2 separate regions of the Homo sapiens genome follow, and region 2 is linked to region 1. Evidence: chromatin loops called from intact Hi-C (ENCODE). Cell type or tissue: prostate gland. All regions are shown on one strand. Each heading gives the region's core, and the rest is flanking DNA. Links, peaks and the distances in the headings are about the cores only. Region 1 has its middle 890 kb from the start of TLE1. Region 2 has its middle 750 kb from the start of TLE1.

The links. Peaks named below come from ENCODE experiments on the same cell type or tissue, not always from the same donor. Only the 100,000 strongest peaks of a DNase experiment are listed, where the experiment ranks them.
Region 2: it touches region 1 in a loop (4-fold over the local background); 3 of 110 quality-filtered maps call a loop at or near these places.

The regions. Positions count from the first base shown.
Region 1 is chr9:80,795,377-80,800,766 of GRCh38, forward strand. No RefSeq gene overlaps it. Among named protein-coding and RNA genes, the nearest start is that of TLE1, 890 kb to the right of the region's middle. RefSeq lists enhancers at 2,409-3,681, 2,832-3,343. In prostate gland, for the core only: no CTCF peak of the experiment used is centred there; DNase peaks (open chromatin) are centred at 1,435, 2,655 and 3,185; H3K27ac peaks cover 2,876 bases.
Region 2 is chr9:80,934,687-80,940,076 of GRCh38, forward strand. No RefSeq gene overlaps it. Among named protein-coding and RNA genes, the nearest start is that of TLE1, 750 kb to the right of the region's middle. In prostate gland, for the core only: no CTCF peak of the experiment used is centred there; no DNase peak of the experiment used is centred there.

The DNA.
Region 1 (5,390 bases), core at 78-5,077:
CATGAGTGAATGCAAGTATCACTTACCTTATTACATAAAAATCATTTTCCTACATTGATCTTACCCCCACATGGTAAGCTTCCAGATGGCAAGGAAAAGGAATTATTTTGTATTTAGAGTGCCTAGCCCAGGGATTCAATTTTTGTAAGAATAAAAGCTAAAACATATCATTTTCCATAAATGTTTGCATCATTTTAAGACCCTTACATGTGTGATTTAATCTTTCAATGATCTGTGAGATTTAGAATTTCCCCCTATTTTGCAGATAAGGAAAATGAGGCACTAGAAACTTCACAAGTATTTGTTAAACTGAACCATATGCTCTAACGGCAGACATACAGAAAAATGAAGAGGAATAGCTACTAATACTGGGCTGGAAATACCTCAAAGAGGTGGCAAACCCCAACTCTGTCCATGTCTAGGGATACAGTGTGCTAAGTGTGTATTCCCTCCATTCAACTAGTACAGGTCTGTAGAAAACTGTTCTGTGTTCCTGGGCCCTCTACCTGTCTCACAAGAATGTCTATCTACCCTCTACCTGGTCTCACAAGAATGTCTATCTACCCTTTGCTTCCTCATCATAGTCGTCTACGTGGAAATACCCCCTTTGTTCAGCCAGCCCACTGTTCTGATTTATTTCTTCTGCTCCATTACTTTAAGGTCTGCTCATCACATTAACCTAAATCCCTGGTGCAAGTCCTGACACACAAAAATATTCATTCGTTAATGAACACATCACCTCTTAATTTCCTAGACAAAGACTTTCTTGACTATCAAAAAAAAGTAACTCGTCCTTCATATGTTTCATGCTATATTTTGCTCTTTGCTACATGTAAAAGTAAAAATAACAATCTAAACTACAGCATGAATGTGCAATTACATACTGTTTTTCACAGTTTTAATGTTTGTAGTCATGGAATTTGATTTTTGGCCTTAAAACTTCAGAGAACAGAGGTTAAATATAGTTAACCAACTTAAAACCATAGCCTGTGCTTCAAAATGGGCAAAATAAGAAGTGTATTGGTCACTTATTTGACCTGGATGATGATGATGAAAAAATAATAGCTTAGTAAATTGTCCTGCTTGGGAATTACCACAAGATAGAAGATGGAGACTATCAAATGTGAATCCAGAAATTATAGAGTTGGAAATACACCAAGACATTTTGAAAATAATCCTTACTTTTACAGAATGTGCTGTTTGTAGAAAGTTCCTTGATCAGTATGATTTTTTGCTCTATTCTCTGTCTATCGATTCAATATGCGAGTCCATTTAAATTTCCCTTCATCACGTTAAGATCATAGAGGAAATTGCGTACCTCAGGAACCAATTAAAGCTTAACTCACCTTCTTCTGACCGTCCCTCAGCAGCTGTTCCCAGAGAAAGTTGGAGAGAGCTCAAAGAAAAACTGCCTTGGAACAGACTCACCTGGAACTCATAGACTCCATCCGAGTCTGCGCTGCCAGGGGCCTTGGCGTCTGTCTCTGAGTTGTCATTTCATTTAGCCTGAGTGTGGTGTTCTGTACTGGGTGCTAAGGGGAATTTAGGGCATAGATTAGACATAGTATTTACCCTCAGGAATCTCACAGTTTAATGGAGGAAATAAGATAAACACACAGTGAATTAAGAGAAAGTAGATACATATGTACACATAAAAAATATTGATTTAAGTTTGGGAAAGAAGAGGACATAGAGGCAAAGGGTTTAGATGCTAATTAGAAAAGTCTTGCTGATCAGCCTTCACATGAGTCTAAGTGGAAGGAAAATTCTCTGTGTGCTGAAAGAAAAGGGACAGCTGTTCCAGAGAGGGATTTCTTTCTTTTCCCCCACCCCCACAGGGCCTGGATCAGGAGAAGCAACTCTGTACTCACGGACTATAAATCACATCCACATGACTGACCACTTGGGTCAATGGATGATGCCACGGAGATACTTTCCCTTGGCCTTCTAGTAATCTTGGATTAGCCTGGTTAGCATGTATTATTTTCTCTGTTCCTAGCTCTTCACCTGTCAAGTGAGTTAATGTAAAATAGTTTATCTCTTTCATTAAAAACATGATGCTGGTCTGTTTGACAAAAATGCTTATATTACCCACTTTTGAGGAGGAATATGTAATTTATATAGGATGAATCTAATATAATATTTGCTCTCCTAAGGCCTGTATTTTTCCAGAACTGATGGCCAGGACCATGCTTGACTTTTGGCTTAGGATGGCACGCATAGGAAGTAGGCACTTAGGCTTTGCAGGAACGCTGCTACCCTGGGGAATTCCAGACAACATCACCCAAAGAGGTCTGCACAGTTCTGTGTCACATTGCTGCATTCTTATACTCCTCACATTCTGTTGGAATAACATTATCCCATTGAACAAACAAATTAAAACAAAACAAAATAATTTTTTTAAATTTCCAACATTTATGGAGTTAAAATGCTCTCTCTCTCTCCTTTTTTCAATTTAATCAGAGGCTGTTTTTTCTTCCCCCCTTGGTGGGGGGAGCTGGGGGAAAAGAGACAGATGGTATCGTTTGCAAAAGGAAAGCTGAGAAGTTACTCATATATCTTTCAGCTTTGTGGCAAATGTGATGCCAAGATTCTTGCTTGGAGTGTATACTGCAATACAGGCACAGAGGCGTACCAGAAAGGGTGAGGCCAGCGCATGGAGGGCAGTGCAATAAATTGCTGTGGGCTGATCCAACACCAGAACATGTGAGCTATTAAACTTTGGCAGCTATTTTATTTTTCCCTTATGGAGTTTCAGACCTGTCTTGTACACTGAGATAGGTTTCATCTGGTTAAAACTTGTGTCGTATTTAAACTTCCTTCAGATCCATGGAGTTGGAGGGGAAAAAAAAAAAAAAATAAACCTAGCATATCCCATAACACACTGAAATGATGTTGGGGGTGGGAGAGGGGCAGTAATTGTGCCCAGATAATGTTGTCATACTTTGTAAAGCCTTTAATGCTGGAATTTATTTATTAATGATGCATGGGTTATTACCCACCATCTGTCTTGTGTTAGCAGTGGGCTGTTTCAGATTATGGTAATGTGTTTCTGATTTGAGTTGTGTTGAAAGCCAGAACAAGGCATCTCATGTGCAGTCCTCTTTGAGGCCTGCTGTTTTCAATTCCTCTTCACATAAAGGGCTTTTATTTGATTTGTTATGGGGATTTTTTCTTCTGTTGCCAAAACAGCTGCAAGCCTGGAAGGGAATAAGACACAGAGCCACATCAAACTTGTTAGCTTGTAAAAAAAACAGAATGTTCCAGGAACCAGAAAAAAATAGAAGGATGTGGGAGAGTGTATGGAAAGGAGAGGAGAGAGAGAGAAAGAAACTTTAGTAGCCTATTTGGCTTTCATATTTTAAAATGTATACAGATATATTTTGTTACTTAAGTATCATAGGTTAAATTGCATTGTATTTAATTTATTATGCCCATTCACACCAAACAGAATGGCTTTCTTTTCAATTGTTTTAGTAGTCTGTTTGCTAGCACAAAAGCAATAAATAAAAGTCCCCAATGAGCTAGCTGCCCTTCCTTAGGCATCAAAGCAAACACCCAGTTGTTTAAGCTTGATTTTTTAAAATGTACCGAACACATTCATATTTGTGCACAAAGAAAAAAAGGAATAAGTAACAGACATCCTGATCCAGAGTTCTTTGTCTCTGTTTCTCCCTCTCGCATGGCTATGGGTCAGCAAACTTCTAGATCACTGCTACCCAGGAGCAACGTTGATGGAAATGCCCTATGTCTTCTGTCTTCAATATGATAGCCACGAGCTACTTAAGGCTACTGAGCACTTGACATGTGGCCAGAGTAACTACCTACATTTTTAATTTTATATAATTTTAATTAAATACTTACATGTGGCTAATTGTCATTGTCCTAGAGAGTGTAGTTCTAGAATTAACTAAATAAGAGGCTATTTCTTCCCTCTGATATAAAGTAAAAGTCATCGCATATTAGTTATGGCTACAGCTTACTTTTAACCTAAAGAATTTGTTTGAAAGCTTTTTCCCTGATGTATTATTCAAAGTTGCTAGTGCCAAGGCTGTCTCTCAGAAGGCCACTGGCAAGTTCTTTCTTGAACCAAGTGCATAAATACTCTATTGAAATATGGATTTAGGCGAAAACTTAATGCTTCTCGTGACAAATAAACAGCCATAAAGAACTGTAACCAGAGCTTTCAAATAATATCAAATCTTCTAATGCTAAGTATATTCAAGAATTTATTTTAAATTTATTGGCTACAATTCTGTCTATTCATATTGAACAATGACTAATTGTTTTTGGAACATATGGTGTGTTCACAGATATGCTCAAAACCATTTGAAACTGACTTTGTGACCACTGTCCAGATTTTTGTTCATCAATTTTTTTAGAAATTATATTTATTAAAACATAAGCATAATTTGGAGTATCTTTTGTTGTAGATCTTCTTTTTTACAACTTTCCTACTGGTGGAGAAGAGGCTGTAGAGAGATAAGCAGATAAAGAGATATAGCAATCATAAGATATGTGTTTACCATTATCTGGTGCCTTTGCCTCCTAGACACACTAGACTGCATTTCCCAACCACCCTTGCAGGGACCATGCAACTGAGTTCTAGCCAATGGAATATGAGTGGAAATAATGTATTCCATGTCAAGACCTGACATTCATATACTTTCTGCATAACCCTCCTCTTCTTTTATCCGATGCCGAAAATCCAGCAAATAACCCAAGTTTCTAGAAGATAGCCATTAGAGGAAGTGAACCTAGATCCCTGAGTAACAGAGTGAAGCAGAGTCATCTTTCCCAATGATACAAAATTAGACTGTGATTGAAAGAAAGAAATGCATCTTTGTTTTGCTTAAAGTCATTGTGATTTGGAGGATTTTTTTTTTTTTTTTTTTGTAATTTTACCCCTGGCTGATGGAAAATGACATCTTGGAAGAGTAGTCGCAACAGGGAGAACCTCCTGCAGTGTGATCTCTACTAACACTCTGTCCCTTGGCTTTGTTATTTAAAACCCTACTTCTAAGGGTATACCTAGAATTGTTCGTATTCAGGGAGCTGAACTTACATTATCCAAGTAAGAAAGATACTACATGTAAAAAATGCAAGGTCAATTTATTTAATATGTTTATTTAAAATATAGAATTGACACATAGATCAAATTTTAACTAAAACATTCTTTTCATGTAGCAAAGTCAAAGTTGCAAGCCAAATATATGGCTAAGTCAGATGGGCCCTCTCATAGCATCTTCTGCATTGCCATAAAAATGACCGTGGCTTTGTTCATAAGGCTTTGGAGAATTTTTCCTGGTTCCTGGTACCATCCTTCTTCTGGATACTTTTACTCTTCACAGTTCTGCCCCTATAACCTCTCTCCTGCCTGGGCTTACTTT
Region 2 (5,390 bases), core at 81-5,080, 140 kb after region 1:
GATTGAATTGGGACACTAGGATGTAAACATTGTCAGTTTGTCAAGGAAGCGTAGGTAGGGGAAAAATACCTGTGGGCAGGGGCAAACATAATCTTCATGTGCCCATCGTGGAGTCTGTTGAAGGATTAACCTGCCTCTTTTGCCTTACAAGGGCGACTTAATGAGCCACTCATTCTTTATAGTTAATTCTACAACATCTTTGGAAAAGAAAAAATAATGTGACTAATTTCAACCTCGATCATACTCTTGTAGTTCTGTCCCAAAGACAAGAACTGAATAATAATATTCTAGCATCAAGACTGTTAAGGGAGAATCATACCAAGCATTGGGCATGTGACATCAATCTCTTTCTCTGGGCCCTTCTCTGCTGAACCTCTAAATGTGCCCCAGGTCCTATGACTCCCTTTGCTCCAGGGTCAACTTCTCTCTAGAAATTTCATTCATCTTTCCCTTATGGCTTTAAGGGATACTCATCTACTGCTAAAATATGTATTTATTTCTCTAACCCAGATCTCTTTCCTAGACTCCAAATTCATATATCCAATCATCTATTAAACTGTCTCTACCTGGATATCCAATAAATGTTCCAAACTCAACATATGAAAATAGACTTCTGGATTCTCCGATCCAAAACCTGCTCCTCTCCCAGTCAGTGTAAATGGCATTCCCACCACTCAGTTGTTCAAACCCAAAGCTTATTGATTTCTGTCATTCTTTTATTCCATAAGGCCATTCCACCCACAAATTCTTTTGATTCTTCTGCTTAAACCTCTCATAATCTCTCCACTTCTCTTCCTGCCATCTCCCACCAGCCATTATCTCTTTCCTGGCTCTATAGGCCTTGAAACTCATATCTCTTCCTCCATTCTGTCCTCCCCCATCCAATTTTCTACACATAATCTTTAAAACATAATTAATTTCATTTAACCTCTCTATGCAAATCCTGTGATGGCTTCCAAATGCATTAGAATGCAACTGGAACTCTGTAACCACAACTGAGGAGCCTATACGATTTATCTCTACCAACTATCCAGACCCATGTGTTATCAATCTCCCCTTCACTCTCCTTCAATCTCTTCAATGCCATGCTCATATATATCTTTTCTCTTTTCTTCAAAGACACCACCATGTTCCCTCCTTCAGGACTTTTAGTGCCTGCGTTATCTTCCTGAAATGCTTTGGCCTCAGTTCTTCACATGCCTGGCTCCTTCTTGCCACTTAGGTCTCATTTTAAATGTTATCCTTTTTTGTGTGGTCTTTTCTGTCCAACCAATTTCACAAATTTTTGTCACTTCCTATCATCGTCACAAAGCAATAATCACCACTTGAATACCTATTTATTTATTTATGTAGTTGGTATATTTATTATCTGTCTTACTCCTACTGAAATATAAGCTTCAGAATTATAGGAAATCATCTTCTCATTCAATACTCTATGACACAGCATGCTGCCCAGCAAATGGTAAATGCTCCGTACATATTTATTGAAAAATTTTAAACTAATGAATGGGTATTTCCAGCTAGCTCTCCCATTTTGTTGCTAGTTATGTATGTCTTCTACAGTGGTCACTTGTGGACATGATAACTAAAGCTCACTTCTCTTCAGACTTACACAAATAAGAATAACTACATAATAGAAAATGAGAAAAGAAAATTGAAAATGGTACTGCAATTCCAGCTTAAATTTAAATAGTTGGCTGTATTTTACCTGGCATGGTGGCTCACACCTGTAATCCCAGCACTTTGGTAGGCCAAGGCGGGTGGATCACCTGAGGTCAGAAGTTCAAGACCAGCCTGGCCAACATGGTGAAACCCTGACTCTACTAAAAATACAAAAATTTAGCCGGGCATGGTGGTCGGCGCCTGTAATCCCAGCTACTTGGCAGGCTGAGGCAGGAGAATTGCTTGAACCCTGGAGGCAGAGATTGCAGTGAGCCAAGATTGTGCCATTGCACTCCAGTCTGGAAAACAGAGTGAGACTTTGTCTCAAAAAAAATCAAGAAAAGTAAATACATAAATAGTTGGCAGTATTTTAATACTTCTAAAAACTTTTATATCTGATAAATGACTAAGACAAACATATTCAATTAAAAATGTATATTTCTTCAATTAGGAAACAGTTCTTACATATTTATTAGAAATTTTTCTAAACTAATTTCACAGGCTTTGATACAATACACAGAACTGGTTGTTTATTTTTATCTATATTTTAAAAGATTAACAGAATTAACTTAAACACATTTAAGTAGCTTCTATGTGCTACCCTCCTCAGGGTTGGGGATGTAAATAGTAGTATAGGATTGTGTTACGTCAAATTAAACTATTGTGTTTCTTAGACATTTTAAGAATGTTTATTGGGGCCAGGAATGGTGGCTCACACCTGTGATCACAGCACTTTTGGAGGCCGAGGCAGGTGAATCATTTAAGACCAGGAGTTGGAGACCAGCCTGACCAACATGGTGAAACCTCATCTCTACTAAAAACAAACAAAAATTAGCCAGGCATGGTAGTGCACTGCTATAATCCCAGGTACTTGGGAGGCTGAGGCAGGAGAATTATGTGAACCCATGAGGCGGAGGTTGCAGTGAGCCAAGATCACGTCACTGCGCTCCAGCCTGGGCGACACACCCAGACTCCGTCTCAAAAGAAAAAAAAAAAAGAATGTTTATTGGCATGTTTATTACTCTGCTTGAATAAAGTGTTACTTGATTCTTTTTTTTAATTACCTAAGTTAGGTTAAAATTTTTAACATATGTCTTTAAAGCTTTTACAATTAAGATATTTCAAGTGCATAACTCAAAAAGTTTATGAAATTTTTGGTTTGGGGTATGATTTTTTAAAAACCCTGCTTTTTTCAATTCCTAGAATGGTAATAAACAACTTATATCAATATTTAGCTTCAAGAGTGTCAAGCAGTCATAAATTCCCCCTTGCTTTCATTTTACTAGATATTTGCTGCCTAAATAGGTGATTTTCCAGCCCACTGAAGCCTATACATTTGAGCATTTCATAATTTTACTAATTGGTGTATAAAAAATTATGAAATTTATGATTTCCTTATTTATTCCCTCAAAGAAAGAACATGTATTTCTTATTCTCTGAGTTCTCAAAAGTAAGCATTTCCCTAAGTACTGCTGGTATTTTGCCCAAACCCTTAACTATTTCCTGTGGATTTGAAATGAGTTATCTGTTTAGTAAATGTCAATGTTTCTCAATTGAATGAGGCTAATCTTTGAACAGGACTCAAGAATGAGAGATTTGGCCTTTTCTGCCATCTCTACCACAGAGAAGTAGAAGGCAACCAAGATCTAAATGGAGGCGCAGGTGTAAATATCACACCCACTTACCTAGCAGACTTTACCCATACCTCCGATATAACTATGTCAATCATATAGGCGGCATTTACATGTCCACCTATGTCAATTATTTGCCAATCTCTTAATAGGTTCTGAATCTGGATAGGGCAGAGGAGTTTTACTGATTGAATGCTGTCAAAACCTATCATCCTGTTTATAGGCCTGGAACATTGAGAAATAGATAAGGAGTGAAATTGGGGGAGACAAAATAATGTTCAATGTTTGAGGTTTGTCCTTAAATGAGGCTAGGATATAAGGCTTTATACCTTAAGCTTTTGCAAGTATGGACCAAGAAAGTTCTTGATCTTGACATTTGCAGCATCTTATATTGTTCCATGCAGTCAGTTATTAAAATGGTGTGGTTTGCTTTTTAAGTGATATGGTTTAAAAGAACAGCTTTAGGACTGGTTTCAGCAAACAGTGGTCACATGTTATTTTGACTTTGGTGGATTACTGCAGGTCATCATGACTTTGTTCATACCAGTGGCTATTCATGGGCAGGTAAATGGCTGTTCTGATACAGCCTCAGGCTTCTTAGAAACACATACTGCTTACGGAAATATTTCATTATAGAAAAAAAGAGCTTTTAAAATTTTTAATGAGTTGGAATGTTTTCTTTCTGCAGTTTACTGTGTTTCTCAGCCAAATATGGGGTGTGTGGGAGACCGGGAACTTCAATCTTGAGAGAGCTGAGTGTTTTAATCATTATAAGGTCCTACTGATATTGTAGTCATAAATGGTTGAACTTCCAGTTTCAGCTACAATACTTCTAGTTTCAGCTCCAACATGTAAAGTACTTTGAAACTGTCACTCCCAACTTTACAACAAGGGAAAAAGCTTGACAAACTGAAAAATGACTTTTCTTGGATCTATCAGAGAATAGAAGTCTCAGAGTAGACCACCACTGTGAAATCTACAGAAACAGGCAAGATGAATAGTCACAGCCAAGAATTGTTTATCCAGAGCAGAACCTACTGGGCCATAAACTGGTAGGAACACTGAAATGGCAGTTTAGACAAATCGCTGGAGGCTGAGTGTGGACATCCTGGGAGCCATGGTCTTAGAGGATTCCTCACTTCTGTGGGTTTCACCTCCAGGAACCAAACCAGGTGCTCACCATGAAGAGTCAAAAAAGATTTCCTCTGCAACAGAGGGAAAAAGTAATCCTTGTGAAATATACCAAAGTGTTCTCCATAATAAAGTTCTACTTTATTGACCATGTCTTTTACTTTCTGTATTATGATGTGAGACATTTCTGGGCCTTGCTGACCCTGGAAGGGACTGCCCTCCCAGGGTTACCTGGTTCCTAGAGATAGTTAATAACTCATCTGAGCGTGTACTTTTCAATACAAGCCAACCAATCCAGAGCCCACACCCCAAATACCTGCTTTATCAGGTCTTATACTCTTTATCTATCTGCTCTAATCACCCTAAAGCCAGATATGAAACAACTAGGGACAGCCTCTATGCCCCAGAGCCCACTGAAATTATTCACGGTGGCCAACCCTAAACCTGCTTATCTTACCCCACTTATTTCTTCCTTCAGAAACCAAAATAAGGGTTGTTCCCATAGTTGCTCCCACTACTTCAGCCCATGATGGACCCCAGCATCTCCCCTTGTTGCCCGTGATGGGGTGGCATGTCTTCTCCTCTTGGGAACTGTGAGAATTCAATGACAATTGTCTCCTGATATGTTGGCCTAACTAGACCTCCAATTTTGTATTAGTATAATATATCTTAGAATACCTACTCTGTGTGGGAAAAATCTTTACCTGAGCCTTATCCCACTTACTTGGGAGAGAAATTAAGCAATGCTAGCCTTCCTGTTTCACATGAAGGGTGGGAAAATAAGGGGCATAAACCAAGAAACCTTTGCAAAAGTCATAGCCCAGGAACACAGGTCAACTAAAAGATTCAGATTTAGTCAGAATATGATAGAACATTTCCCCTCTCCAGCAATTTACCAGATCATCAACAGGGCTTCTGTGTGATAAGTGCATTACAGCTAAAAGAGCTTCAAGCTATAGATTCTAC